2 separate regions of the Homo sapiens genome follow, and region 1 is linked to region 2. The links are chromatin contacts, found by Hi-C in ENCODE. All regions are on one chromosome and are shown on one strand. The core of a region is the stretch at or near the end of the contact, and the rest is flanking DNA. Distances in the headings are between cores, read along the strand shown.

Region 1 (2,974 bases), core at 330-2,829, 770 kb after region 2:
CCTTGAGGTTCGACATTCTCAAAACGTGAGATTCCTCTGGGACATTTAAATAAGCTGTATTCATAGGGGCGGCTACATAATTTGCAGACCCAGTGCAAAATGAAAACACGGGACCTCTTCTTCAAATCGTATTAATAACTTCAAAACAGCAACAGCAGAGCAGTAAACCAAGTGTAAGACCTTCTAAGTACAGAATCTGTGCATTTGGGCTGGTCACACACCCACAAAGCAAGCTGGGGTTTGAGGATAACACATAGAGAGAGTCTGGATTCGATTTTTGCAATATACACCATTTCTTTAGGAAAGTTCAAACTTTCCCTCTGAAGGCTCTAATCTAAGTCTGCTGAATGAATTGACAAGAAATTAACAGGAGAAAAGCCATAACAAAGCTATTCAATCATAGTTTTATGTGACATGGGAGCCCTCAAAATGAAGACCGCAAGTCCCAGATAAAAATAGATACCCCGGGTATCTGTTTTTACCCGGGCTTAAGTTTGATGAAGCATGGATAGCCAGGTAGAAATAGGGTTAGACAAAGAAGAGTCTGATCTAATAGCAAGAGACTGAGGCAGAAAACCCAGCACGGCCTGTCTGTTCAAATTTTTCTTAGCTTCTCTATGTAGCACGTCTTCCTCTCCAGTATGGGGCAGGACCTACAACCCACAAGGTAGGTCAGAGAATTTCTTTATGGCCATTTCTGAAAAGTGCTTGCAGAGGTTCCTGGCATCATGAAACCAGAGTGTCTTGGGAATCAGACTGGCTTGGGTTTGAATCCTGTGTAACCATGTACTAACAGAATTTCTCTGACACTTCCACTCACCATTTTGAACTTCAATTTCCCATCTATTAAATGGAGACAGGGCAACCCACTCTCCGAATTACAATTAATTAGAGGATTAAATGCAATAAGGCATAGAAAGCAAACAAAATTCGAGGTCAAAGCCCGGTACATAATAAATGTTCCAAATTGCCCTTCATTTTGGGCACAGATCTTGCAGATCAGTTCAAACAAAAACACACTATATATTAAAAGTGAGGCTATTGTAATTGAAGACCAAGAGAGATTCGGAAACCTGACAAATCGTTTTCAACCTGTCCGTTCTTTTGCCTCTAATGAGACTTCTCCTTTGGGTGGGAAGAGATGACCTTCTGAAAAGGCCCTCCGTCCGCGTCAGAATTTGGCGACTAAAGCATGCATGAGCTGGGAATGGTGACAAGTTGCAAAGGGAAAGGGGGAGGGTAGGCAGGGTAAGAAAGAAAACTTAGGGCTGGGGTGTGAAGGGTCTCTTGGTTTGTTTTCCTGGCTGGGACAGCGAACTTCTCCGCAGCCAAGTTTCTGGAGCGGGGCCGGCCGCTTCGCGGCTCCCATTGGTCCGGCCGCGGCTGTTGCTAGGCGGATGGACCAATGGCGCGCGAAGGGCGTCTGGGCTCCTCCTCTTCTGGGCCGCGGCTGGAGCCCGGGAAGCGGCGGCGTCCGCGCTTCTCCCGGCGGCTCTTTCTCTTCTTCTTTTTTTTTTTTTTTTTTAAGGCGGGGCGGGGCTGGGGGCGCGGCGTCGCGGAGCTCGGGCCGGTGGAAGGTTTACCTGCTAGGCTCGTCCCACCTGTGTGGAGCTCCCATCGCCCTCCAGCGTTGCGCAGCCTGAAGGGACAGGACGGACAAGCGGGTATTTTTTCCCCCTCACGCAAATGTGTATTTTGTGTTTTAATAATTTTATCAACTCGGTGAACTCTCGCGAGAGCACTCGCTGCGTGTCTTGCCTCTGTCGTCCTTCCCAGTCTCTAACCGGCCCCTGGGCCACCTCTCACAATTGAGCCCCCAGCCCTTGAACACACGCACACACGCACACACGCTGAGCTACCGCCAATGCTTGAGCCCCCAGCCCTTACACACACCCATACACGTGCACAAACACACACACACGCTGAACCAACTTCAACACTTGAGCCCCCAGCCCCTAGAGAGAGACACACACACACACGCTGATGCGGGAGCATTTAGCACAGTTTCCTTGCTGAAAAAGCAGGACCTCGGTTTAGAAAATGGAAATTGCCCAGGAGGAAAAGAGAGCTGAGATATATGCAGCCCCAGGTACTTAGGGTTAGTAATAATATTGTTAATAATACTATCGTTTCTGAGGGGTTTCTACCAGATACTGTGTTGAGTAGTTGCCATGCTTAATCCTATTTAGAGCTTGGTGTGCCCATGGGTAAACAGAGGCACTGAGCAGGGGAGGCAGAAGCAGGACTGGAAACTGTCTGTGTAACTTTGGAGCTCTTGGTTCTATCCACTTACTGGTGTGGTTGCATGGCTGTACAACTGCCCATGTGGTTATGGCCCCCATCTGGGGATAGGTCTCAGTAGAACCTACATCGCCAGGGCTATGCCAGCCTTATGCAGTCCTATGCATAACTACCAATTCTCAGAATGAGCATGTTTATCACCCTTGGCCCATCCTGCCCCATCACTGTATTTAACACTTGCATCTTAGGTGGATCTTCCTCAATAATCCTGGAATGAGTAGAAAAGACCCATGTTCTGTGTGTTTGGGGAACATCTTATCTTCATCCTGCAACACACATCCACCTCGGCAGCTTCCCCTCAACTAATGTGGGAACCACAACTCAGAGAGGAAAGTGACTGGATCAAGGCTACTCTGATCAAAGCTGGTCACTTCCCACATCTGTGAGACAGCAGAGCCAGTTCTCTGCTTGGTGAAGCAATTCCGTAAAAGCATTTCTCTAACAAGTGACTGCAGACTTCACGTGAACTCAGCTGCATACTGGAAGTCACTGTGATTCTAATTTTATGAAGAATTATCAAGTTGAGCATATTTAAAACTGTGTGGGGCTTTTTTTCTTATACAGTTTCCTTTTTTCTTTTTTTCAAGGTGCCTCCTTCTAATTCATCTTCACCATTGTGGTTGTCAATATGGCATGCAGAATTATCCCTCTTTCCAGGTGAGGACGCGGAGAC
Region 2 (3,238 bases), core at 647-3,146:
CAGTGCTTTAAATATTTATAGAGCTATATCATGGCCTCCCTCTGTCTAAAAGTAGTCCTTATTGAGAAATCTTATTTTCATTAATGTGACCTAATCAGTTCGGATGATTAAATTTAAAGGATAGTCTATAAAAACAAAGTATTCCAGGATTCTAGGATTTTCTTGATAACTATAGCTTGCGTCTCAGTGCAAGCTGAATGTTCAACTATGAGTGATTATTCTGGAATCTATTATTGTGTTTTAAACTCATTCGGAATCTTATGTGTAGAGTGTATTGTATGTTTTCTTCCCCTGTAGAAAACTCAAAGACAAGAACGATCTTTTCCAAACCTGCAAATTTTTCATGACTGAGCAATCACTGGATATTTTGAATTCTGCAAATTCTCTTGATGAGGGTTTGCTATATTCTTTTTTCCTCAGTATTGCACAGGTGAACATTTTGTTACTTCAAGATAGTTTTCCTTTGTACTTGGTATGGGCAGGAGCACTTATTTTCTCTATTTCAGCATCAGAGCCAAGGTTTTCTTGACTTTAGGCATTTGTGTACTAGATTCATGATTCTTGCCATTATGAATGCCATGTATACTATTTATCTAGGTGTTCTTTAAATTATCTCACTGCTAAAAGCTTAAATAAATGCATTTTAAGAGGAAATCGTATGTCACTACCACAAATGGAAACCTGACGTTATTCCTCATAAATAGAAATAACTGTAAAACAAACAAAATGAACAAAATGAAGAGAGAGCCTATCATTAAATTCTACTGCAATGAAAGCTCTGAGCCTGAGGCCTGCTCTTCGGATGAAAAAATGGAAATTTCCAAATGACAGTGGTATTAAGGACCTAATAGCAACAGAAATTTTCTCCTGTATGTAGTCTGAAGGTTGAACAAAATGGAAGAGGAATAACTTTCTCACGATGTGATTCACTCTTATTTAGCATTTCTCGGCCATCTTATGTAGCAACGAATGTTTGCATCTGACTTTGAGAAACACTACACTAAACCGTAAGCGTTGAACAGGGGATCAATAATTCACTGCATTTTGGGCAATCTTTAAGACGATGTCCACAGCTTCTTACAGCCACTGTGTCCTTATTTATCTTTCTCCCTTTACTTATCTCCCAAACTCCTTTCTTTTCTTTCCCTGGCCTTTCCATTTCTCCACCCAGTTGTTTCTCTTCTCATGATTTGTAAGTGCTCCTAGTATAATTTCTTAATCCCCATCTCCAATCCCCGTTTCATTCTTCTCTTAACGCCCTTTGCTTTCCACAGTCTCTACTTTTTTTTTTCTTACCTCTTTTTCTGGGGGGGAGGGGGGCGGGTCTCCCATCACTTCTTTCCTTTTTCTTTATTTCCCTTTCTTCTTTCTCAGTATCTTCCCTTCTCACCCTTCCATTCCCTTGCTTTCCCTGTCCCACCTCTTCCTTCTCTCTAAGGGTCTGATTTTTTTTCCTCTCCATCTCGGCCTCCCGCCCCCTCTTTGGAAACTTTCCTGGCTCCCCGGATTTCTCACTCCCCTGAGCATTCTTCATCCTCTGAATCTCTCTCTTCCCTTTCTCAACATCACCCCTCCTTATGTACCATCCCCGCGAAATCAATTCCCAAAACAGCTTCCAGTCATCTAGACATCTTCTTGCCCCTTTCCAAGGTCTCCCTCTCGCCCCTCCAGGAAGATCCTGGAGCCACCAGCCTCCGCCGCGGCCCCTGGACCGCCCGTGCCTGGGTGGGCCCCAGAAGCTGGGTGCGAAGGTCCTTGACGGTCGGCGTGCTTGGAACGGCGGGGCGTGGACGGAGACCCCAGATTTACCATCGCGGAGGCCGCGAAACTCTGGGCTCAGGCCGGCGGCACAGCCTCCCGGGATGTCAACAACGCTACCCGCCGTTGCTAGGAGACAAAAAAGGAAGTGGCCCCACGGAAGCGTCAGGGCTGCGCCTGCGCGCTCGCGAGTCGGCTTTTTCGCCCTGACCGCGCTCCTGATGCCTCCCGGCCGCCGTAGGCGAAGGTTCGCGGAAGAGGGGAGCAGGCGCTCACCTGAGGTTCGCCCAATCCTGGAGCAGTGGGTCCCGGGAGGGAAGAGGGAAGTGGGTCAGGCTCCCGGCCTGTGTTTGTCCATTCATTCATTCATTGAGGCACGAATTAATGTGATAACCACTTATTCGTTCAAAAACTGCTGATTCACCACCCACCAGGTGCCAGGGAGACGGACAAAATGCACCAAACAAAATGCACGAAACAGTACCGGAAGCAGTAATGTCCACGTGTGATACTTGCCCTGGAGCAAGTAAGGAGGGGACAGGACCATCTGACTTCGGGGTTGGGCTGCTCTAGGGGTTTGGTGATAGTCTTAGCTGCCTGTGACCGTCCATTAGTACTGCCCTGTTCAGGGCAGATACTGTTCGCTCGCCTCCCAGTAGTTTTTATATTGAAGAAAAATATATCAGAGCATCAAATAGTACAACCTTATGTACTTAAAAAAATTACTTTCTATCTGTCTACTCTAAGATCAGTAGAGTAAGCACAGTTGCACATTTTATGTTCTCACCTAGTTATAGCACCCTCTTCCTGTTCTCAACTCCATTGAAGAGTTGCTACTTGTCAGTATTTCTGTTAGTTGTCAGTATCCATTAGGATCTGTATTTTTGCCATTTTAAAAATCAACAGTTCTGAGTTACTAAAAAATTGCAAATGGTAGTTCCGGAGGTTCTATACGTTGCCATAGAAGAGCATTCCATTGGGTGTTTAAGGAACTGTTGGAGGAAACACGTTAAAGATCAGTTAGGAATGATCAGAAGTCACTTGACCTTTTGAGGGACATTGATAATATCCTTATAGCCTAGGAGGAAAAGAGCCACTATTGTACGACGAAGCACAGCAGGAAAATTTTATGGCTGGAGTCGTGTTATGACTTCCTGAGGTTAGAGGAGGACAAATATTGATTACAAAATACAAGCTGTAAGTTGGGAATGCATCTTCATAGGGATCATGCCATAACAACTTCCTGTAATACCGATTCTGTTTGTGCATCCATTTCCAGAAAGTAGTCTCACACTGAACAAGGCATACATCGTGCTAGGAATGTCAACTGGATTCTGAATGGTCCATGTTAGGGGTGCTCTGGGACAGTTTTGAACTCATTGGCAGGCTTGGACTCGATGATCCATTTCAACTCCACATCTGTCATTTTATTATATTAACTACAGAAATACTCTGAGAAACTGTAGTTCTGCTCTAATTT

What was found. Hi-C counts contacts between places; a loop is a spot of excess contacts on that map. Pooled maps may share reads with other maps.
Region 1: a map of CD4-positive, alpha-beta T cell shows a loop between it and region 2 (5-fold over the local background). The contact joins the promoter of MAFTRR here to the promoter of DYNLRB2 in region 2. A Hi-C loop is called at or near these places in 2 of 168 maps with a recorded cell type or tissue (CD4-positive, alpha-beta T cell and heart right ventricle) and 9 of 50 pooled maps.

Annotation. Positions count from the first base shown.
Region 1 is chr16:79,769,137-79,772,110 of GRCh38, reverse strand. It overlaps MAFTRR (MAF transcriptional regulator RNA), which reads left to right and starts at 1,579. Exons shown (of 6, transcript NR_104663.1): 1 at 1,579-1,664; 2 at 2,889-2,958. It overlaps LINC01229 (long intergenic non-protein coding RNA 1229), which reads right to left and starts at 1,640. Exons shown (of 4, transcript NR_104660.1): 1 at 1,584-1,640. RefSeq lists silencers at 1,320-1,369, 1,294-1,492 and an enhancer at 1,490-1,539.
Region 2 is chr16:80,539,651-80,542,888 of GRCh38, reverse strand. DYNLRB2 (dynein light chain roadblock-type 2) reads right to left here and starts at 1,896. Exons shown (of 4, transcript NM_130897.3): 1 at 1,810-1,896. The coding sequence starts at 1,812. The region is part of intron 1 of DYNLRB2-AS1 (DYNLRB2 antisense RNA 1); the gene reads left to right. RefSeq lists an enhancer at 1,756-1,845.